3 separate regions of the Homo sapiens genome follow, and regions 1 and 2 are each linked to region 3. A link is a loop called in an ENCODE intact Hi-C map of the cell type or tissue named here. Cell type or tissue: endothelial cell of umbilical vein. All regions are shown on one strand. Region 1 overlaps MYO1D (myosin ID). Region 2 overlaps MYO1D (myosin ID). Region 3 overlaps TMEM98 (transmembrane protein 98).

Evidence for each region. A loop is a pair of places that touch in the nucleus more often than their neighbours do. Peaks named below come from ENCODE experiments on the same cell type or tissue, not always from the same donor. Only the 100,000 strongest peaks of a DNase experiment are listed, where the experiment ranks them.
Region 1: it touches region 3 in a loop (2.9-fold over the local background); 2 of 110 quality-filtered maps call a loop at or near these places.
Region 2: a loop joins it to region 3, with 15 times the contacts of the local background. A loop is called at or near these places in 31 of 110 quality-filtered maps.

What each region holds. Positions count from the first base shown.
Region 1 is chr17:32,673,592-32,681,591 of GRCh38, reverse strand. All of the region lies in intron 16 of MYO1D (myosin ID), which reads left to right. Among named protein-coding and RNA genes, the nearest start is that of CDK5R1, 190 kb to the right of the region's middle. In endothelial cell of umbilical vein, a CTCF peak has its summit at 4,945 (motif pointing left); no DNase peak of the experiment used is centred here.
Region 2 is chr17:32,780,120-32,788,119 of GRCh38, reverse strand. MYO1D (myosin ID) reads left to right here. Exons shown (of 22, transcript NM_015194.3): 2 at 7,336-7,544. Among named protein-coding and RNA genes, the nearest start is that of MYO1D-DT, 93 kb to the left of the region's middle. In endothelial cell of umbilical vein, a CTCF peak has its summit at 4,409 (motif pointing left); a DNase peak (open chromatin) is centred at 4,369.
Region 3 is chr17:32,933,105-32,941,104 of GRCh38, reverse strand. It overlaps TMEM98 (transmembrane protein 98), which reads right to left. Exons shown (of 8, transcript NM_015544.3): 4 at 7,800-7,931; 5 at 6,781-6,814; 6 at 4,658-4,773; 7 at 1,569-1,628; 8 at 1-319. The coding sequence ends at 112. Among named protein-coding and RNA genes, the nearest start is that of TMEM98, 9.0 kb to the right of the region's middle. RefSeq lists enhancers at 3,820-4,114, 4,025-4,674, 4,675-5,325 and a silencer at 4,532-4,719. In endothelial cell of umbilical vein, a CTCF peak has its summit at 3,992 (motif pointing right); a DNase peak (open chromatin) is centred at 3,814; H3K27ac peaks cover 821 bases.

The DNA.
Region 1 (8,000 bases), 260 kb after region 3:
CTAGAACTCAGGATTAAGAATCCCACTCAAAGCCGCTCAACTACATGGAAACTGAACAACCTGCTCCTGAATGACTACTGGGTACATAACGAAATGAAGGCAGAAATAAAGATGTTCTTTGAAACCAACGAGAACAAAGACACAACATACCAGAATCTCTGGGATGCATTCAAAGCAGTGTGTAGAGGGAAATTTATAGCACTAAATGCCCACAAGAGAAAGCAGGAAAGATCCAAAATTGACACCCTAACATCACAATTAAAAGAACTAGAAAAGCAAGAGCAAGCACATTCAAAAGCTAGCAGAAGGCAAGAAATAACTAAAATCAGAGCAGAACTGAAGGAAATAGAGACATAAAAAACCCTTCGAAAAATCAATGAATCCAGGAGCTGGTTTTTTGAAAAGAGCAACAAAATTGATAGACCACTAGCAAGACTAATAAAGAAAAAAAGAGAGAAGAATCAAATAGACACAATAAAAAATGATAAAGGGGATATCACCACCAATCCCACAGAAATGCAAACTACCATCAGAGAATACTACAAACACCTCTACACAAATAAACTAGAAAATCTAGAAGAAATGGATAAATTCCTCGACACATACACTCTCCCAAGACTAAACCAGGAAGAAGTTGAATCTCTGAATAGACCAGTAACAGGATCTGAAATTGTGGCAATAATCAATAGTTTACCAACCAAAAAGAGTCCAGGACCAGATGGATTCACAGCCGAATTCTACCAGAGGTACAAGGAGGAACTGGTACCATTCCTTCTGAAATGATTCCAATCAATAGAAAAAGAGGGAATCCTCCCTAACTCATTTTATGAGGCCAGTATCATTCTGATACCAGAGACACAACCAAAAAAGAGAATTTTAGACCAATATCCTTGATGAACATTGATGCAAAAATCCTCAATAAAATACTGGCAAACCGAATCCAGCAGCACATCAAAAAGTTTATCCACCATGATCAAGTGGGCTTCATCCCTGGGATGCAAGGCTGGTTCAATATACGCAAATCAATAAATGTAATCCAGCATATAAACAGAGCCAAAGACAAAAACCACATGATTATCTCAATAGATGCAGAAAAAGCCTTTGACAAAATTCAACAACCCTTCATGCTAAAAACTCTCAATAAATTAGGTATTGATGGGACGTATTTCAAAATAATAAGAGCTATCTATGACAAACCCACAGCCAATATCATACTGAATGGGCAAAAACTGGAAGCATTCCCTTTGAAAACTGGCACAAGACAGGGATGCCCTCTCTCACCGCTCCTATTCAACATAGTGTTGGAAGTTCTGGCCAGGGCAATCAGGCAGGAGAAGGAAATAAAGGGTATTCAATTAGGAAAAGAGGAAGTCAAATTGTCCCTGTTTGCAGACGACATGATTGTTTATCTAGAAAACCCCATCGTCTCAGCCCAAAATCTCCTTAAGCTGATAAGCAACTTCAGCAAAGTCTCAGGATACAAAATCAATGTACAAAAATCACAAGCATTCTTATACACCAACAACAGACAAACAGAGAGCCAAATCATGAGTGAACTCCCATTCACAATTGCTTCAAAGAGAATAAAATACCTAGGAATCCAACTTACAAGGGATGTGAAGGACCTCTTCCAGGAGAACTACAAACCACTGCTCAAGGAAATAAAAGAGGATACAAACAAATGGAAGAACATTCCATGTTCATGGGTAGGAAGAATCAATATCGTGAAAATGGCCATACTGCCCAAGGTCATTTACAGATTCAATGCCATCCCCATCAAGCTACCAACGACTTTCTTCACAGAATTGGAAAAAACTACTTTAAAGTTCATATGGAACCAAAAAAGACCCCGCACTGCCAAGTCAATCCTAAGCCAAAAGAACAAAGCTGGAGGAATCACACTACCTGACTTCAAACTCTACTACAAGGCTACAGTAACCAAAACAGCATGGTACTGGTACCAAAACAGAGATATAGATCAATGGAACAGAATAGAGCCCTCAGAAATAACGCCACATACCTACAACTATCTGATCTTTGACAAACCTGAGAAAAACAAGCAATGGGGAAAGGATTCCCTATTTAATAAATGGTGCTGGGAAAACTGGCTAGCCATATGTAGGAAGCTGAAACTGGATCCCTTCCTTACACCTTATACAAAAATCAGTTCAAGATGGATTAAAGATTTAAACGTTAGACCTAAAACCATAAAAACCCTAGAAGAAAACCTAGGCATTACCATTCAGGACATAGGCGTGGGCAAGGACTTCATGTACAAAACACCAAAAGCAATGGCAACAAAAGACAAAATTGACAAATGGGATCTAATTAAACTAAAGAGCTTCTGCACAGCAAAAGAAACTACCATCAGAGTGAACAGGCAACCTACAAAATGGGAGAAAATTTTCGCAACCTACTCATCTGACAAAGGGCTAATATCCAGAATCTACATTGAACTCAAACAAATTTACAAGAAAAACACAAACAACCCCATCAAAAAGTGGGCGAAGGACATGAACAGACACTTCTCAAAAGAAGACATTTATGCAGCCAAAAAACACATGAAAAAATGCTCATCATCACTGGCCATCAGAGAAATGCAAATCAAAACCACAATGAGATGCCATCTCACACCAGTTAGAATGGCAATCATTAAAAAGTCAGGAAACAACAGGTGCTGGAGAGGATGTGGAGAAATAGGAACACTTTTACACTGTTGGTGGGACTGTAAAGTAGTTCAACCATTGTGGAAGTCAGTGTGGCAATTCCTCAGGGATCTAGAACTAGAAATACCATTTGACCCAGCCATCCCATTACTGGGTATATACCCAAATGACTATAAATCATGCTGCTATAAAGACACATGCACACGTATGTTTATTGCGGCATTATTCACAATAGCAAAGACTTGGAACCAACCCAAATGTCCAACAATGATAGACTGGATTAAGAAAATGTGGCATATATACACCATGGAATACTATGCAGCCATAAAAAATGATGAGTTCATGCCCTTTGTAGGGACATGGATGAAATTGGAAATCATCATTCTCAGTAAACTATCGCAAGAACAAAAAACCAAACACCGCATATTCTCACTCATAGGTGGGAATTGAACAATGAGATCACATGGACACAGGAAGGGGAATATCACACTCTGGGGACTGTGGTGGAGTGGGGGGAGGGGGGAGGGATAGCATCGGGAGATATACCTAATGCTAGATGACGAGTTAGTGGGTGCAGCGCACCAGCATGGCACATGTATGCATATGTAACTAACCTGCACAATGTGCACATGTACCCTAAAACGTAAAGTATAATAAAAGAAAAAAAAAAAGAAATATATTTTTGAGAGGATGGTCAGGGAAGACCTCTCTGAGGAGGTGCTATTAAGCTGGGACCTATAGATATGAAGGATTTAACCCTAGGAAAAGTTCAAAGAGGGAGAATTCAAGCCAGGAAATACATAAATAAGGAGGCTGTGAGAAAGAGCTTGAGCATTTGAAAGACCTTTTAAGCAGTTTCACCATAGTGTCCATCTTCTGTCACTTTTTGATGCTATTACACATCCATTTCTTCAAGGTTCAGTGCAGCAGGGTTTATGTCTATGCTGGAGTTTAGGTTTTGGTTTTCTGGAAGGACACCTGGAGGGCGGCTATAGAGGAGTTCCATGAAATATTGATCATAAGCCAGTTGAGATGAATTAAAAAAGACAAAAAAGAAGGGCAGATTTTGATGATCCTAAAATATTTCCATGGTTCACATACAGAAATAACTGTTTAGGCAGCCTAATGCTTGTGTTCGTTTGAAAAGCAGTCTTGATTTGTTTTCTGAAATCAAGACATGCATTTCTGACTTCGAATGAAACCACTCATTTATTATGACATATATTAAAAACTATACCGTATGCCCTTTTCATCATACTTTATGCCTTTTGCAATCAAGTAATGTATTTATATGTCTGTGTGCATATATATATATATATATATATATATATATATATATATATATTTATCTATCTATATATCCCCTGATGACTTCCCAGTGACTTTTTACACCTCTGTTTCAGAGGAGATATATAAAGATTTCAAATATTAACCCTTCTTATTGCCTGACCAGGTGCTGACCTAGATTCACACCACTCACATGGAACATTTCTCCTGCCATCTTCATCATCTGTAGCCAAAAACTTGTTTGTATTTCAAAGAATCCAGAGCTTTAGTGGGCATTTCACACATTTTTAATTATGGATAATCTACTGGAATAGGCAGAATCTGCTGCCATTCATGGAGTGATTATAAAATAAAGGCTCTCTGCTCATTATGATTCAATTCCCCTAATGTTTTAACAAAAACATAAATTAATTGTATGGGCATGTAATTGATTTTAAAGTAGGGAAGGCCTTTCTAACTATAGCAGCAGTAAAAGAATTCACAAAGGCAAAGTTTGCTAGATATTCCTGCGTAAAAATTTAAAACTTCTGGCCGGGCACGGTGGCTCACACCTGTAATCCTAGCACTTTGGGAGGCCGAAGCGGGCAGATCACGAAGTCAGGAGATCAAGACCATCCTGGCTAACACAGTGAAACCCCATCTCTACTAAAAATACAAAAAATTAGCCGGGCATGGTGGTGGGCGCCTGTAGTCCCAGCCACTCAGGAGGCTGAGGCAGGAGAATGGCGTGAACCTGGGAGGTGGAGCTTGCAGTGAGCCAAGATAGCGCCACTGCACTCCAGTCTGGGCGACAGAGCAAGACTCCGTCTCAAAAAAAAAAAAAATTCTATTTTTCATAAAACATCATTGTATCACAATATGTTTAGTTGCAAATACAGAAAATGCAATTCAAACTGGCATAGAGAGTAACAGATTTATTTCACAGAACATGAAACCTCTATTCAGCCGTCTCTTGGGTCGTCTTCCTTCTAAGTCTGGCTCCCCCTTGTGGTTGTGAGGTGGCGGCTAACAATTTCAGCCGCCACAGGTTCTAGGTTCAGGGAGAGTCGCCTCTAGAAGTCCCTTGGACATTCTCTCAGACAGGAGAGAACGTTTTTCTCTGAAACACCTAGCAAAATTCCTCCTGTTTCATTGACCTGAACCAGTAACCATGGCCAGGAAATGATAAAAGGCAAAATGCTAAGAAATCTTTGTAAATGTAATAAAAAGTTTATTTTCATATACAAAAAGCCCTTACAGATCATTATGTAAAGTAATGAACATGTTATGGACAAAAAAAAAAAAAAATAGAGAAACAATTCACAAAAGAAAAAATCTAAATAGCTAATGAATTTTTAAAAGTTGAATAACCCTAATTAAAGCAGTTTAATCGGAGCTACATTATCCCATCAATTTATTTAATTCTTTTAAACTATTTATATGGTAGATTTTGGAAATGAGGGCTTTAATGTGTGGCAGCCGAAAATACAAAGGGATTACAACAGCAATTCTGTTTTGAGAACTTTGCCATGAATCATTCATGTGCTTGAATTTATGTACAAGGATACTACTAAAATGTTACTGCATATATCACTCCAAAAAAAAGAGAAAACATCAGAAATATCTCACAATAGGGGATTGGTTAACTGAATTTCATATTTGAGTACTGCAAGGATGCTTAGAATCACATCATAGGAGGATATTTGATCACATGGGAAAATATTTCTGATATATCAAGTAAAACACATTGCAAGGCATTGTATGATTCTGTATAGTTTTGTATAAAAATGTACACAGGCATAAAAGAAAAATGAGTACATTTGACTACATAAAACTTTTTTAAAAACAACCTCTGTATGGCAGTATACCATAAACAGTATCAAGAGATCATCAACATACTGAAAACAAAACACCAGTGACAAAAGGATGGTTCACTTAATTTATGAAGAATTCATACAAATTAATAAAATAGAAACCCAAAGAAAATGGATAAAAGATAGAAATACACAGTTCACCAAAAGAATTACAAATTACTAAGAAGATATAAATTTATTTTTAAAATAATAGATTCAACAGTAATAGATGTTGATTGAAAAATTAATCATATTCCTGTTGACATTTATTTAAAATGTGTTCTGACTTGATTGTTATTATATAACTCAATTAAGAAACCTCAATTTTCAAATACTGTGTTATAAAACATTTAGGAAGAAATAGATGAGGTAATACAAGCACAAGATTATGTTTCTGGTAGGTATGATACTTTATCAGTGATAGATAGTTACAGTTATATGTACAAGTTGAATGTAACATGATTAATTAATTATGAAGACCATATAAAACTTCAACATCACAGGAGTATATCCAGCATTCTACTTTATCTAGGTTTTTCTCTATAACAGTGACATTTATTTCTGTGTCACATTATTCCAACATGAGCTACTCATTACTGTGATCATTTCTGATACCCACTGTTATGATAAACCATGCACCCAAATAACACAGTTGTATTCCCTTAGCAATATATTTTTTCTTCTTGTAATTGAGTTATGACCAGTAACAGTCTTCATAGTTAATTGTGTTATGTTCAACTTGCATTATGTAAACTTGTACTGTTGAAAAAGTATGTCCTTAATAAATATACATTGTCTTATCCTGTCATTCCCCCTTCTATCAATTACAGTCTAAGACAGGAAAATGAAAAAGAAGTATGTTTGATGTTTACCCTAAGTAAATGGGAGCCTTTTCCAGATTATTCCCTTCCCTGCAACATTCTAAAATCCCCTTTGAGGAAGCATCTTCGCCCAGTATCTCTGTTATAGTGAGCACTGGAAACTGATGTATTTTGGGATGCAGGGCTGCATTGAAGAGCACTGGTTAATGCCTACAACAAGAGCCAGGCTACTAGCAAAAACTGGAAACATGGATTACGTTTCTCTGTAGAAGCAGACTTCATAGGGCTGAAAAATGACTGTTTCCCAAAACCAAGCATTTGCCAGCAAGAAAATATTATATATGACTTAAAGAAGCTTGTGTCAAATATATTTTCTGCTTTTTATGGTGAATTATTAGTAAGAAACATACAGCAGCACAGTACAAACAAATGTCAAGAATAAGTACTTTAAAAAAAAAACCTATTCTTAATGTATGTCAAGTGTCTAGGACAAGGCATGGCACATACCAGTAAAACGATGTGTTCTCTCCCTTCTCTTGGGGTAATACCAGTCATCAGATGAAAATCAAATATAGTGTTTATCAGTTCCATGTCTACTTTGGAACAGAAAAAAACTTTGCAATAACATTTTAAAATGTTTACTCATTATCAGTAGCTGTTATGATAGAATGCTGGTATATGCTCTTATGAATCATCTAATGTTGCATCCTCAGTGTACAGGTGAAGAACCCAAAGCCTATAGAGTTTGAATTGCCTGATTTCCCAGTACTTGGTGGGAAATGCTTGCCTCTTCCTCCAAAGTAGGGCCGTTTCCACTCCACCCCCACACAGTGCCAGTCAAGGAGCTGTTCGTCAGAACGTTGAAACAGCCTCACTTTGGAGTTCAGGAATTCAAGCTTCATACATGGAAGTTGACATTGTTGTGGCATTTGATCAGATCTTACTTTTAAGGAATTAGTCATAGTTGTTTCCCAGTTATCTCATAGGCATATTTGGTTCTTCCTAGAATATCATAGATGTTTCCCATTCTAATCATTGCAGTAATATATTATACATCAAGAAAAACTGGAAGGGAAAATAATCCAAACACCAGTATTTTGTAAAGATACAAAAATATTTTCAATTTAATACATTGACACAAAACTGATACTTGGATGGAAATCCAGTTACCCCAAAACAATTAAGAACTATCGATGAGCATCTAATGTGTCATTGGGCCTATATGCAAAAGATTATCTGGAAACTGGAAACAATTATCCAGTTTTGCTATATCACTATATCACCTAGGCTAGTAACTCTTGGCCTCAAGCAATCTTCCCACCTCAGCCTCTCAAGTAGCTGGGAATACAGGCATTAGCCTCCATGCCCAGCTCTTCAAATTTTAAGTATTACAT
Region 2 (8,000 bases), 150 kb after region 3:
ACTACTGGGTATCTACCCAAAGGAAAAGAGGTCATTAAGTGAAACAGACACACACACACACACACGTTTATAGCAGTACAATTTGCAATTGCAAAAATATGAAACCAACCTAAATGCCCATGAACCAATGAGTGGATAAAGAAAATGTGGTATAGATACACCATGGAATACTACTCGGCCATAAAAAGGAACAAAATAATGTCTTTTGTAACAACTTGAATGGAGCTGGAGGCCATTATTCTAAGTGAAGTAACTCAGGAATGGAAAGCCAAATATCATATGTTCTCATTTGTAAGTGGGAGCTAAGCTATGAGGATGCAAAGGCACAAGAATGATATAATGGACTTCGGGAACTTGAGGGGAAAGGGAGGGAGGTGGGCGAGGAATAAAAGACCACATACCAGGCCTGGCACCGTGGCTCACGCCTGTAATTCCAGCACTTTGGGAGGCTGAGGCTGGCAGATCACGAGGTCAAGATATTGAGACCATCCTGGCCAACATAGTGAAACCCTGTCTCTACTAAAAATATAAAAATTAGCCAGGCGTGGTGGTGGGCGCCTGTAGTCCCAGCTACTTGGGAGGTTGAGGCAGGAGAATCGCTTGAACCCAGGAGGTGGAGGTTGCAGTGAGCCAAGATCATGCCACTGCACTCCAGCCTGGGCGACAAAGTGAGACTCCGTCTCAAAAAAAAAAAAAAGAGTACATACCTGGTACGGTGTACACTGCTGCTTGGGTGACAAGTGTACCAAAATCTTGGAAATCACCCCTAAAGAACTTACCCATGTAAACAAAACCCACCTGTTCCACAAAAACTATTGAGGTAAAAAAAATTTAAGATTTTACATATAAATGAGATAATACAAAAAATTATTTTGCTTACTTTTCTCCACCTTTTCTTCCTGTCTCCTTCTATTTTCAGCAGTGTCCATTCTCTTTATGTCTTTTAATATGACCTTTATTACTGTGGATTTTTTTTCTCTCTTCTGGTTTTTTTCTTGAGCTCTTCTAGCTTTTTATCTCTTGAAAAAATGATTTTAAACACAATTTCTCCTTTTAAATGATGCCTTCTTTGATATCTTATTTTAGAGAGCTACATTTTTTTTTGTATTCTTTGCTTTCATACAGAATGTTCTTTCATAATTTTTCTACTTTGTGGTTTTCTTTGGGGGAGTGGGGTATTCTTGGTCTGCCTTTTGCCTGTCAGATGTTTTACCCACTACCTACTTTTTTTTTCTTTTCTTCTGACATCTTATCATGTGCCCCATTCTGGTTCACTTCAACTGACCGTCTTTTTTCTTTTTTGACGGAGTTTTGCTCTTTCACCCAGGCTGGAGTGAAGTGGCGCGATCTCAGCTCACTGCAACCTCTGCCCCCTGGGTTCAAGAGATTCTCCTGCCTCAGCCTCCCAAGTAGTTGGGATTACAGGTATGCGCCACCACTCCCAGCTAATTTTTGTATTTTTAGTAGAGCCGGCGTTTCGCCATGTTGGCCAGGCTGGTCTCAAACTCCTGACCTCAGGTGATCCACTCACCTCAGCCTCCCAAAATGCTAGGGTTCCAGGCGTGAGCCAGTGCGCCCGGCCTAATGATTGTCATCTTTGAGTAGGTATGGTTCATTCTGGGTTGAAAGATAAAATGCACTGAGTTTGGTGGTCTGCTGCTCATTCCCTGTCTCACCAACTGTCTGCCCTGAAATGGCAAGAAGATTGCCTAACTAGAAAGCAAGTTCCCTATGTATGTCTGAGACTTCTGGGAGGTGATTTAGCATTGCCTCTTTTCATTTATCAAGATCATCTGCTGCAGAGCCACTGCACTTTTTCTCTTTTGCCTCACCACTATGACAGCCTGTTTTTTTTTAAAAAAAGGAATTTCTAGTTACTTCTTCATTTAACCTCACCTTACATATACTTAGAAGTGTCAAATGGGACTTATTTTGTTCCAAAGCCACCTGCATACTGAGACCCTGACATTCTTAGCAAGACTTTTGGTTTGGCTACTCAGGAACTGCAACCTACTTCTGGAGAACTCTACTCCAGTGCCGGAGATTTGGAGAGGCATATATTCAGTCTTAGCAACCTGCCTCAACTAGGTCTAGTTTTCATAGCTTTTCACAATCTTTCTTCCTAGATTGTGGTTCAGAGTTGTGGCTAGTTTTTTGTTTCATTGTAGGCGATGTCTTTTTCTGTTTTTGTTATTCTTGTTGATTTTCTGAGGGTAGAAAGGGGGCCAAGATATCATTACTTTATCCTCCTTAAATGGAAGACCCTTGAATGGTATTTGAAGTGATACTAGACTCAACCCTAGAGAACTGGAATATTTAGAGATCAGCAGAAAAAGAGGAGTCAGCAAAGGAGACTGAGAAGGAAAACCAGAGAAGCAGAAGGAAAATGAAGAGAACGTGGCTCAAAGAAGCCAATAGAAGAGTGTGTTGAGGAAATGGGAGTCAGTGTCAAATACTGAGAAATTAAGTAAGATGAGCATAGAAAACCAACCAGTGAATTTAGCAGTTTGGGAAGTTTGGTCAAGGTTTATTGAAGTGCAGGAGTGGAACCTAAATTGGAGTTGTCTAAGGAGATAGTGAAAGGCCAAAAAAAATGGCATGGGTAGATGGACACCTCTCCTGAGAAATAGGAACGTTCATGGTAACTTAAGATTCCATTTAAATTCAAAAAGGAAGGAAGACAGGCCAAATCAGTGTGATTAAGCAACACCTATTCAGAAAGTGTACGTTCCTCCTCAAGTAAATGAATAATACTTACGAATAAGGTTTTGTTAATACCATACCTAGTAGACCATTCACAGAGAATTTTCTTCCTGATTATAATTGGTTCCATATATTTCAAGAAGTCAACCAAGGATAACACTGAATTCTGTTAGTGGGTGAATCTAACTTAGACGCTTCAGGAGTACATTTGAGATATGGTCATCTGAAATAAATTCCTTTTTCTCTTCTGCCTAACTCAAATATATTTTTGTCCCTTATGTTCAGTAGGTTTTAAGATTCTGTCCAGTTTCCCCGTGAAACAACTCCAATTTTCCTTTCCTCATTTCTCCTACCATTCCCCCCACTGAGCACCTTATTGATGTCTTTAACTAGAAAAGTCTTCACTGATTCCTTGTTTCCAGTCACATCAAATGTAAACTCCCTCAAATGTAAACTCCCTAAGCCTGGTTTTCATATCATATCAAATCTGACCCCCATGTACATTTCCAACTGTTCCCCAGCATTCCTTAACACAGCCTTCTACTCTGACTGGGCCAACCACCTTCCGGTTCTCCATACCCCACCCCTCCCCACAGTATCTTCCTTTTCTGTGGGGTTGTGCATGTAGTCTGCCTGTGACTGATCTGAAGGAGCCCCTCTCATCTTGACTTCCTACTATAGATTGTCCTATATATAAGTGACACATGCAAATTAACAAGGCTACTTTAAAAAAAAGGTTTCAGAATTCCTTTACAGTGAACTATTGTTTGCCAATGTCATTATTATACCTTTATATTTTATCCATTACTACTCACTAATTCAGAACTTTTTAGAACCTCTTTGTTTCACTTAAAAGCCAGTGAAAATATATGTCCCTTTTAATAAATATTTTTAAACTTACTAGTTTAAAAAATCAATTGCTATTAATTTATGTTAACCATTTAGGAAGTTCTAAAAAGGAAAAAAAAAAGGTAACAGAGCAAAGACCATAAAACTGACGTTGGAGGTAGAGTATTAAGAGTGACTCCATAGAGGACCTAGTGCTTAGACTTTTGGAGAAGGAGAGGGAATCTGGCAAGCACATGGGGAAGAAGGAACCAGGAAAAGGTGTGAGGCAGAATGAACTCCATGGGCAAAACCATGAAGACATGGCGCTCTTGGGAACTGTAATTAGCTCATTAATGAGAACAAGAGCAACAGAGACAGAGAGAAGTGGTAGGGGAGGTTTTGGTGGGTGGAAGTGTTGTTGGTAGATGGAAGTCAACAGAAACCCGGAGGCCAGACCCTGTATGCTCTTACTCTTAGTGTTCCTCACTGAAGGTGGTTTATTGGGATAATCTTTGTCACTACAGTACATGCTTTTATTACCTTACCTATCATACTATATTGTTGTTATTTATGTACAATGCTTTCCTGTTCTCCACTCCTTTTTTAATTCCCAGGGTTTGACCCGGTATCTGGCACAAAGTAGATACTGAATAATTATAAAAGTTTGTCATGAAAGGTTTGCACACAGAAGTCATAGGAACACCTTCCTTGGTCTCTTGTAAGAGATGATAACATCCTATTTGTCATCTAGGATAATTAGTAGTTCTTCCTGGAGGCAAACAGAGTAAGCGACTATATTACTTTAGTGCTTACTTACTACCCTATGGCTTTCCAATGCAAACTGAAATTTGAGTTGCTGTTAAGGTGTATATTGGCACCACCTAGTGGTGATTTTTAAGACCCAACCAAATTGAAAGTTTTGTATTTGATAACCAAACTTAGAATTTCAAGTAAAATGAGCTTCTAACGTTTTGTGAATTGCTGAAGCATTGTATTTAATATCATATTCTGTTAATATTTGCCACTATCTTTGAGTTAATAGTTATGCATTCAATTATTTTCTTAAGACATGAGATCTTGCTGTGTTGTCCAGGCTGGACCCAAACTCCTGGGCTCAAGTGATCCTTCTGCCTCAGCATCTCAAATAGCTGGGTCTGCAAGCATGTGCCACTGTGCCAAGCCATTTAATTATTTTATACATGGTGCCTATAGGTTAATAGAAAATATTTTATTTGTAATAAAATATTATTTTAGAGCATAATGGTCTATTAGTGGCTCTAAAAATTATCCAGTGAAAAAGAAGGTACATCATTGGACCAACATGGAATCTTAAAATAGTCTAATCTCATACATAATTTGCTGTGACTCTTAGTTGCAGAGTTCCCGGCTCATGAGACATTCTTCTGCTGCTTTTCTTCATTTTTTTTTTTTGTTTGGACAGTGCTTATTCAAAACTAAACAATCGTGCCCTTTTGATTCTTTTCCTTGGAGATACTTGAGCATGTACTGCAAATTTGCAGGTTAAGCCAGAAAAACTTGCGTAGTGAATCTTAGCTTATTTTCGCGAGTCTTTGAACAGTTGTTATATAGATATTTTGCTTGTGACTTGTAGTTGACTGACAGCTGAGTCAGGGAATTGGATTTTTTTTTTTTTAAGATGGAGTCTCACTCTGCTGCCCAGGCTGCAGTGCAGTGGTGCGATCTTGCCTCACTGCAACCTCCGCCTCCCAGGTTCAACCGATCCTCCCGCCTCAGCCTCCCAAGTAGCTAGGATTATAAGTGTGCACCACCACGCCGAGCTAATTTTGTATTTTTGGTAGAGATGGAGTTTCACTATGTTGCCCAGGCTGGTCTCAAACTCCTGGTCTCAAGTAATCCACCTGCCTTGGCCTCCCAGAGTGCTGGGATTATAGGCAAGAGCCACTGCGTCTGGCCAGAGAATTGGATTATGATAATTGAATTCATTCATTCCTCATGTGTAAGGATTGTTGTGATTTCAGTAGCAATGTTTATAAAACAAAAATGTTATTTAAAAATCTCCCTTATGCATAACATAATCAGAAGCATACTATTAATGATCTTTTTTAAAAAGTACTTATTCAATGTCCGAGGGTAGAGGGGTATAATTATGACCATTTTACAGATGAATAAGCTGAAACACATGGAGGTTAAGTAGCTTTCACAAGGTATCACTGCTATTGAGTTTGCAATGTGAGCATTCAAACCCAGATGTAAAGGACTCGAAATCAGTGCTTTTAGCTGCCATGTAAACTTCCTAACAACTGAGAGGATACATAGAAAACCCATAGTAGAAAAATGCACTGAAAACCTTGAAGTAGTTAATAACTGTTAAAATACTCTAAATACTTGATAAAAATCTTGGTTTGAATTTATTGTTGAAATTATCAACATCTGTTTGTTTCCATTCCTAATTATAGCCAACAGCCTTCATTCCAGCTTAAAGGAAATTTAAGGTTCTTGCTTTTTGGTCCCAAATGCTTAGTTATTTCTCCTGCTCCACCAGCCATGAAGCAAGCGTGCTTAGAGACATGCTGTCTGTGAACCAGCATTTTGCCTGTCAGGGCACACCCTTTGTTCAGTTCTTGGACGTGAGAGAGATGTCTACCAGTATCTCTCAGCTGGTAGAGCATGTTGGTGGTAACCACTTGTTATGTGGAAACATCTAAGCTCTGGGCCACATATGTTTCTATGTGTGGATTACTGTGTAAAAACAGTGGACATATATGGGTTTTCTGAATTTTATATTTAAAAATTTTCTTAAATAGACACATAAAGTTGCACAATTGCAGTCATAGCATACCTACTCAAGCTTTGTATTTTTTTTTTTTTTTTTGTCCTGTGGCCTCTTCTCACCTGCCCATGTGGCCTTCCTCTTTATTTCTCTCCTTCCACATAACCCTACTGTGTGTATAAAATGATGCATAAAATATAACATGTATTTGTCTATATTTTTTCACACTTATGTACTCATTTATAAAATATATCTGTGTACAGATACAAATACGTATGATTAGATTTTTAACCCTATTTTATGGGGAAAAGGTAGAATCATATTATATATACTTTAAAAATACACATGCCTTTCAACCAGCTGTCCCATTCCTGAGAATCTATACCACAGAAGTAAAAGCACCAATCTGTAAGATTATGTATCAAGAGTGTTTTCTGCAGTATTGTTCATAGAAAGCAGGAAGGAACAGGAATCGTTGAATATATAATGATATATCGACACCATGGAACTTTAGGCAGTCATAAAAAAATAAGTTTGATTTAGAGCAGAAGTGTCTCCTCCACCATTCTCTCTGTTATGGATTTTACTGTTTATATTAATTTACTAACATTTTAGTGAGGTTCAAGAGGGAGAAAAAAATAAATGTATATGACAGTCCTCTTTAAAATTGAAAATCTGACTAAGTGGATTTCAAGATCTACTTTAACTTCTATTTCTTTTCCTCCTAGAGCTCTGAGATTGTCTTCAACTCTTTTTAGCTTTTTCATCTTCTTACCCTTCTGTATTTTGGAAACAGGAAATCCCAGCCTCCAACAAGTTAAATTCTTCCTTCTTGCCTGGCTTTTAACCCCTACTGGTCTTTTCTACCAATGGCATCTGAAGGGGCACAGCCTCAAACATTCTCTACAAGTTAACTCAGAGCCAATGAAACGTCAGTTCAGAAATCATTCCTAGGATATTTGGACTTCCTTGGAAATAAGAGACTCACAGGACAGATACATCATTTCTCTGTAACCACAGCTACGTCTTCCTTTTCTTTTGCTTCTGTACAGATTTGAAAAAGGGCGCATCTATACGTTCATTGGAGAAGTCGTCGTTTCTGTGAACCCTTACAAGTTGTTGAACATCTATGGAAGAGACACAATTGAGCAGTATAAAGGCCGTGAGCTGTATGAGAGACCGCCTCACCTTTTTGCTATTGCGGATGCTGCTTACAAGGCTATGAAGAGGCGATCAAAAGACACTTGTATTGTGATATCAGGTAATTGGAGGGGATCCCCTGTATTTCCAAAGTCACAATGTGTTTAATTTGTTTGATACTCAAGAATCCAAACAATTGATTAAATATTTTTTTAAAGGTAGAAGCCTGAGCAATTCTATAGGAGAGAGAAAAGTGATGAACGTTAAATACCAAATTATTTATATCATTTCTGATCATCCTCTAATCTTGGTTCATTTATGAATACATATTACACTTGGATGACTTCTGGCCAATTTGTTAGATTGAGCTGACATGGAAAATGTTTCCATCTCAAACACATAAAAGTCTGGATAAAATGTAACAAAATTATTTTAAATAGCAAAATGAAACCAACGAAAATGAAATATTGAGGTGTGAAAAGGAAGAATCAACTCAAAATCAGACTGGTGCTTGGGAACTAGTGTTGAGGGACCTACTGAGGCGTGGGGGCCAAAAATAAGCTTTCAGAGCTGAGGG
Region 3 (8,000 bases):
ACTCTCCAGCCGTGGAGAACAACTAACTCTATAGGAAAAAGTAGAAGGCTAAGCTGAGCCATCCAGGGATGGCGGCAGGGGCCTTCATGGCTAGCTGCTGGCCTGTAGGCACTAAATTGCAGACTGCTCCTGCAGGAAGCCTTCAGGGCCTGGGAGGCCTTTATCTGGCTCAGAAGCTAGGGCTGCTTCTCGAAGGACTTCCAAATGCTCCTCAGCAGCCGACAGAGACTGGTCAATCCAGTCCAGGCCTCCCGTCAGATGGCAGGCATTCCTTGTCACCAGCACCAGGTGACTGACAGACAGGAGCAGGGCAGTCGTCCTAGGGAAAAAAAGAAAATAGGGTCAGGTTTCCTAGGAAATGAGGGACTTTGCACAAAAGCCCAAATAGATAGACTTTTTGACTAGTATTCCCCAAACTGCACACCCTTCCCTAGGATGTTGGTAGGTATGCAATTTAAAGTTGGCTCCATGCTCAAATAAATTTGGAGATGGCTGGGTTAAACATGGTTAACTGAAGCCTGCCTCAGAGCCTTCTGAGATGTACCTGGTAAAGCTCCAAGGAGAATATAACAGGCTGTCTCTCACAAGCTTATTTAAGACTGTGGAAGCCATTTTCTGCAGCACACCTATTAACATCTCCCCAAAGAGCGCTTTGTGAAACAGTTCAGATATAGTCAATCAGATGAGCATATTCCCCAACCGCTGCCCACTGAAACATAGGACAGACACACCCTCACTTAAACATTCCTTATTGATTACAAATTGGTAAGGCCCAGGGCTGGTTTATCCAACTCAAAAAAAAAAATGTAACTGAAAACCAAAGTGAGGAGTAGATTTTTCAGTGCTGAAAGATTCACTGTAGAATACCTTTTATATGGTTAGTACCATGATGCATTTGAGAATACATTACAGATTATTAACCCACGGACAAAGCTCGGCAGCAGTAGGAGTGGGGCAGAGAAACCAAAGCTGAAGCGCTGTGACCCACTGCCGATCTGGCAACTGTTACATGTGTATGACACAGTCATATAAATCCAAGGCACGAAAGAATCTATATTTCTTAAATGGGTTGCATCTGGTATAGGAACATAACAATTTCATAGGGCTAAGTACACTCTGTGTATGCGCATGTCTGGTGGCAGGTGAGCACAGCTGTGGCTGACCTGTCACCTCCATTCTCACTGCTCTGGGAACCACTGCCCCACCGCCCAACTGGGTGGCACTCACAGCTAAGGCATGTCTGCTTCTGGGGTACAAAAATCAGAGGGGGAAAGGGGAAAAGGTAGAAGGGAAGGCACAGTTAGGATGTAACATGGCCGGAAGTCTAATCATAACAATTTAAAATCTAAGACTGCCTCTTTCTTCTCCTGGGTTTCAGGAGAGGACTGGCCTCTATCACCCAGTCAGGCGCCGCTCACTGAAGTAAATGGCACGCATGGCCCGGGCAGCCTAAGGAGGCTGCAAAGCCACCCTCCCTACACAAGCCAGTCAGCCAGCCTCACAGATCTGATAAAACGGTTGTGGACCTCTGCATGAAAAACCGAACATGCACCCACCCCTGGTCTCACCGTGCGTCCAGGAGTTTGGGGTCCAACGGAGGGTACATCGACTTCACAACATCATCCACCCTGACCGGAGGCAAAAGGTGTTCAGTACTTCACTTTCCTGATCTCCTTTTCTCCTTTTTTTTTTTTTCCTGAGACAGAGTCTCGCTCTGTCACCCAGGCTGGAGTGCAGTGGTGCTATCTCAGCTCACTGCAACATCCACCTCCCAGGCTCAAGTGATTCTCCTGCCTCAGCTTCCCAAGTAGCTGGGATTACAGGCACGCGCCACCATGCCCAGCTAATTTTTGTATTTTTAGTAGAGACGGGGTTTCACCATGTTGGCCAGGCTAGCCTTGAACTCCTGACCTCAGGTGATCCACCCACCTCAGCCTTCCATAGTGCTGGGATTACAGGCACGTGAGCCACACGCCTGGCCCCTTCCTTCCTTTCTATCTTTATTCCAGTTCTTCTTTTTTGGTATTCCAGACCTGGTCTTTAATGGTTCTTTCTCCAATTGCTTCTGCATTCTCAGACAGACACTTAGGCACAAAGACTTCAGGTTCAGTCTTTGCAGAGACTACTTTGTTTTCTAGTTTTGTTTCAGTTCCAATGGTTTTTTAAAATACAGTCATACATATGGAATGATGTTCAAGATTACTACTATATTAAAAAGGCAAATTGCCAAATAATATGTAAAGCTCAATCTGTCATTTGCATAAAAATAGATAAACAAAAGCTCTGAAATGTGGGGTTGGGAAGGATCTGGAGGAACACTCACCACTTAATAGTGGTTTTTTCCTACAATTGGGAGGGAGTAGACTTTCCAGGTCATGTATGTCTGCAGTATTTCACATTTTTATAAGCATTAATTACTCTTGTATTCAGGAAAAAAAAATACAAAGCTAAAGGTATGTAAGACACCGAAAAAGAAGGCCATGAGTTTCATTTGGCTTCACACTGCTCTACTGGATTTCTTCTACCCTGTGGTTAATTTTTTTAAATCAAGTTCAGAACTACAATTCATTCTGATTTGCGTGGCACAAGGTTTTGCTCCAAATCTTTGCTCATGAACACTCGATAGGAAGAAAAAATAAAGATGTATTGTTTGATTTCTAAAAGCACTTGAAAAAAAGATGGCCTCAAACACTCTTATTCACGGCTGTGGAGCCGGTGAGGACATGCAGAGACACAGTCACCCTCCGCGCCTATCTCAGCCAGCTCCTTTCTCTAGTGCCCTGGAGCTGAAGCCACCTCCTCGAGACTCACAGGCCATCAACACACTGTGTGGGATAAATGGAGCAGGAAAAACAATGGGGACAAAACATGGCCAGAAGGAGAAAGAAGTGTGAGGGCAAAAGGACAAAGCAGGACCCTGGCTGAATTATGGCACGGAGCATTCTAGAAGTAGTCCAAGGTACTCTTTAGGATGGGCCTGTGAGCACCAGAACAGGTCCACTCTCTGGACAATGCCACACCCTCATCTTAGGACCCGTGCTGATCCTACTCACCCAGGCTCACACAGAAACCTCAACCTCCTGAAAGTGCTGCCTTGTAACCTGTATCACAGGAATCTGCCTGGCCTCTAAGTGGCTCTTAGAAGGCACAAAAAGCATGACAAAGGGTCTAGTGAATACCATAGTGCAGAATCTTTAAAACTAATGGGGAAGGAGGCCGGGTGTGGTGGCTCACACCTATAATCCCAGCACTGTGGGAGGCTGAGGCAGGAGGATCACCTGAGGTCAGGAGTTTGAGATCAGCCTGGCCAACATGGTGAAACCCCATCTCTACTAAAAATACAAAAATTAGCCAGACATGGTAGCAGGCACCTGTAATCACAGCTACTCAGGGGGCTGAGGCAGGAGAATCGCTTGAACCCGGTAGGTGGGGGTTGTAGTGAGCCAAGATCGCACCACCGCACTCCAGCCTGGGTGACAGAGCAAGATTCCATCTCAAAAATAAATAAATAAATAAAATAATGGGGAAGGAATGCCCAGTGCCCACCCAGAGCCTGGGATGTGGGTTCTTATAAAGCCAGGGGCTGACCATGTGGCTACAGCCCACTGGAGGCAATTCCAGAGAAGGCAGGGAACTGTTCTCAGCTGAGTCCCTCCCTGGATTATCTCCCTCCCACTCTCTCAACTCACTGAACTGCCTGGACTGAGTTCAAGCTGACCAGGTCGTGTATTCCCTCAGAGGAACTCACGTGGCAACTCAGGAAACTGGTCGTTTTTATTTGGTTAATCTTGAGGCAGAGAAAGGGCTGGTTCCTCGTGATTTACCTGGGGCCATGGCAACAAGGAACGTGTGGGCCCCTGGAACTCACAGCAGTGCCATTGTTTCAGCAGGCATACAGAGGTGCCCTCCCGGGTGGGCGGAGGGGCCAGGTGGCTGACGTGGAAAACATCCTGGCCCCGACCCTCTGCTCAGGCACGTCGGCATACCAGCCACCAGGTGGCAGCACAAACTTAGTACAGCCCTTGGCTCTAAGAAAAGGGCTTTATTTTTCCTCACGATATCAAGCCCAAATGAGGGGGTGTAGCTGTTGACTGCAATCCTGCTGGTTGCCTCCCACACGGGATTTCGCAGTTAGCCTGGAATCTGGGAGGTTGAATGCCATATGGCTTCAGCTCCCACCCAGTGCTGGAGGCTGCTGGCCTGGGCCAGGGATGGAGCAGTGGGCACAGCCAGAGTGGGTCCCCCAAGCTAGTCTCCAACACAGATTCAGGCAGAGACAGGGGTGTGGGCATCTGTGTGACATGTTGGCCTGGGAGGAAGGCGTGTCAAGGGGAGCTGGTATGTGGCTGGGTAAGAGGGGCGGCCACGGGCTCTGCAGGGCAGGGTCTAGGACAGGGTCAGGACTAGGCACCTGCTGGCGCTTCCCCAAAGCCCTCTCAGATGGGTCATGCTGCAGGTGGGGATGGTGGAAGCCCACCTTAGCTGAGAAGTCTCGGTATCTAAACCCTCCTGGTCACTCTGTAAATGTGTGGGAAACAAATAGCTGAAGTTGCCTGTGCACCATTTTATAGAAGAGCCCAGCTCTGCGGCTACCCCAGCTTCCAGCCCCTCTCTTCCCTCAGGGAGTGTGGGGACCTCGAAGCCGCCAATTGCTCACCTGGGGCTGATCCGCTTGGCCACCACAATGATGTCGCTGACACTGGCTGAAGTCTTCATCTTGGCCCCAGAGCCCATTGTCATGGCAACAAGCTTCTCTGTCAGAGTGTGACAAATCTAATGCGGCAGGGAGGAGAGAGATGAGGGCTGACCTGGCTCCACTCAGGGCCTCGCCACCCCCACGAGACAAATCAGCCCTGCCGTGAGTTCCATCGCAGCTGGCCCCCAACCTAATGGCCAGATGTGAAAAGTACAGAGATGAGAGGAAACGGGTGGGAAGTGGCAAAAGCCAAGGGCATGGCTGGGAGAGGACCTGGGGTGGGAGCCGCAGATCAAGGGCAGGGTGTGGGCTCTGGGAAGCCTAAGCTGAAATAATCTGTCTTAAGAAAAATCATGTGCTCCAATTTCACCTTCTCACTTAGGGGAAAAACCTACTTTCTTTTTCTATTCCTTCATCTCATGGTTTAGTCTTCCACAAGAATAAATATCTCCAACAAGGCACCCTCAGGAATGGGGCTGAACAAAGGGCAATTGTTCCCTTTAAGCACATGCTCCAATAACAGCACTTATTTCAACAATTGTCTCAGGTAATATATTAGCATGTTTATCAAGCTGATGATGAAAGGACCTTAGGAAAAGCAGGGAAAAGGCAAGACTGACTACAGCCTTCTTCGTGGTCCCACCCACAGAGCTGGCCACCCCAGAGCTTGCTTCCCCTTTCCAGGCCACCCCATGCTAGAACCAACCAACATGGGTGCGCCTCTATCCATGGCAAGGAAGCACCCCTACCTGACCTATACTTGGAGCTGGACAGTAGAGGGCAGAAAGAAGCCCAAAGGTCCACCTGGGAGTTAGCCCAGACCCCTCTCCCAGCTCCCACCACAGAGACTCAAGGGCAGGTGACCTAGCAAAAGAGTCTTAAGATCCCAAGAGGAGACTTAGAAGCCCTCTCCTTTGATCAGAGGTTCGCCGGGTAGACACAGATTCCAATTCAATATGACTCCCTCCAGCTGATTCATCTCACACCACAGGTGCCATTTATCCTCCTAATAGATGAGGACAGGAGACAAAACCCAGGCCCAGGACACATCTTGGCCAGGAGAAGGGAAATGTAGTATAGTATTATCTTCTAGCCATTATGCCTACCTAGCTCTATCAATAACCATATTTATATCTATAGCCATATTTGTATATCCAAAGAGCCTCTCAGAATTAACTAAGCCTGGACTCTGAGATAATAACTTCCTACTAGGCATTTATCCATCCCCTGAGAGAGACAGCCAAAGAAGAGGTGGGGTAAAGAATGTTTTATTAATAGTGTCTTCTACTGAATGACACTAAAGAAAAGACAAAGTTGTCTCTTTTGAAATCTTGAATAATTACTAGTCAAAGAGATAAATGTGTGATTACCCAGGTTACTGATGTAAAAAAAAAAACCCTGATATTTGCAACTGGCCAAATATTTCAGTATAGTTATTATTCTATTAGGTAGGATATTAACAGGCAAGAATTGAAAACAAATGCTAAAACCATAAAATTACCCAAAATGCAAATTGGATGCAATTTTTCAAAGATTCCAGGCTTTCAAAGAAAAAATCCTCTGCCTTCAGATTGAAGTATGCCTGCTTTGGTTTTTTAACACTGATTGTCCCATTTGGCTGACTACGGTCACAGCCAAAGAAGGCTAGTGATGACTTTCTAGTCACAGTAGAAATCCAAATACAGAAAGAAACTCACCATACAGGCCTGAACTCTCTGTTAGTGAAAATGAGTGTGCAGGGGGAAGCAGGGAAACCCCATTTCTCTTGGCAGCTACACGGTCTCAGGAATACACAGCTTTCTCCAAGAGGAGTGAAATGGTGGCTGTGTACCTAGGCTGTCTTTCCCACAGGTCATTGAATTAAGACGACCAGATGAAATAAAGCCTTTGAAACAGCCTTGAGATTCTGTGAACAGCCAGTCCAGGCAGGGGGGGAAGTAAACCACAAAAATTCCAAGTGTCAAGTTAAGGAAAGGCCTCTTGCGAGAGGTCAGTGCCCTTTCTAAGGTCCCGTTCTACTCCATCCACGCACAGTGGTGCTTTTCGACTACCCTTTATCCCACAGAGAAATAAGAGAGGGTTACCTTCAAGATGGCAATGCAGTGGGACATGAGACCCCTGGGGAAACAAGAAGAAGTCATCAGTGCTCATCTGGAGGGGCCCACCACCCTCCAGCTCCCACCCTTGCTTCTCAACTTGCCCTGACCGGTGGGCACAGCCCAATACCAACCACTGAGAGTGGGAATGCCTCAGTGTCAACATGAACCAGCCCATGAGTTAAAGGAGGGAGCACCTCCCTTCCCTTCCCCTCCCTGCACCCAATCCACTCTTCCAGCAAGCTCCACTGTGTGCCTAGCGAGTCATGCTTTAATATAACTCTCAAGCTTCTGGTAGACTGTTCCCTCTGCCCAATGTGTCCTTCCCCTTTGCTCAGACTGGGGAACTCCTCCTCATCTTTCAAGACCCAAGTCAAAAGGCACCTCCTCTGTGATATCTTCCATGAGATCCAGCTCAACCTCCCCAACCCAGGCAAACCTAGACACTGCCTTCTCCATGTGCCTACTGCACTGTACACAAGGATCTCTTACAGTTTCTGTGATACTGACTATAACTGTCTTTTCAACCGTTTCAATATCTGCAGCACCTGACCCAGTACCCTCCACATAATGCCCCACAAACATGGGACCAGGGAATGGATGGCTAAATGGATAAGGCAATGAAGTAGCAGCCGCTTCTCAAAATGTAGGGGCTCCTGTTGGATGGAGAGACCCCTGAGATCCTAAAGAAAAGGGCTGCATCTCTGAAGCCTGAGCCAAATTTATGGGCACTCAAGGATAACCAAAGCACACCAGGGTGACTTTATAACAACCTTTGCCACACAACTATAGGCCGCAGTGTTCAGGTCTACAAAATGTGGGGAGAGAAGGAAAGGACAAACACTTTCAAGTCATATTCTGATTTTCCCCCACACTAAAGGCACAGGAAAGAGCAGCAAGTAACAGAGTGACTGTTCTTGAATGCCAGCTAAGTGCTCTGGCAAAGGACACCAGCAAAGGGCATCATTTGCCAGAAGCCCGGAAGCAAACAGTTCCCATGGCCTTACGAGGCATCTTCGATCCAGTCTTCATTCTCCAGAATGGCCTCAATGTGGGGGTTGGTGATAACGACATCGTCCAGTTCTAACTCAGAGGGCTCAGACTGGGTCTCCATGGCACCAATGAGGTCCACAATGGGCCTGGAAGAAAAGGCCCCCGTTAAATGGTTTCATGGTGGGTGACCGCTGCTGATCCTCTCCTCACTGAGG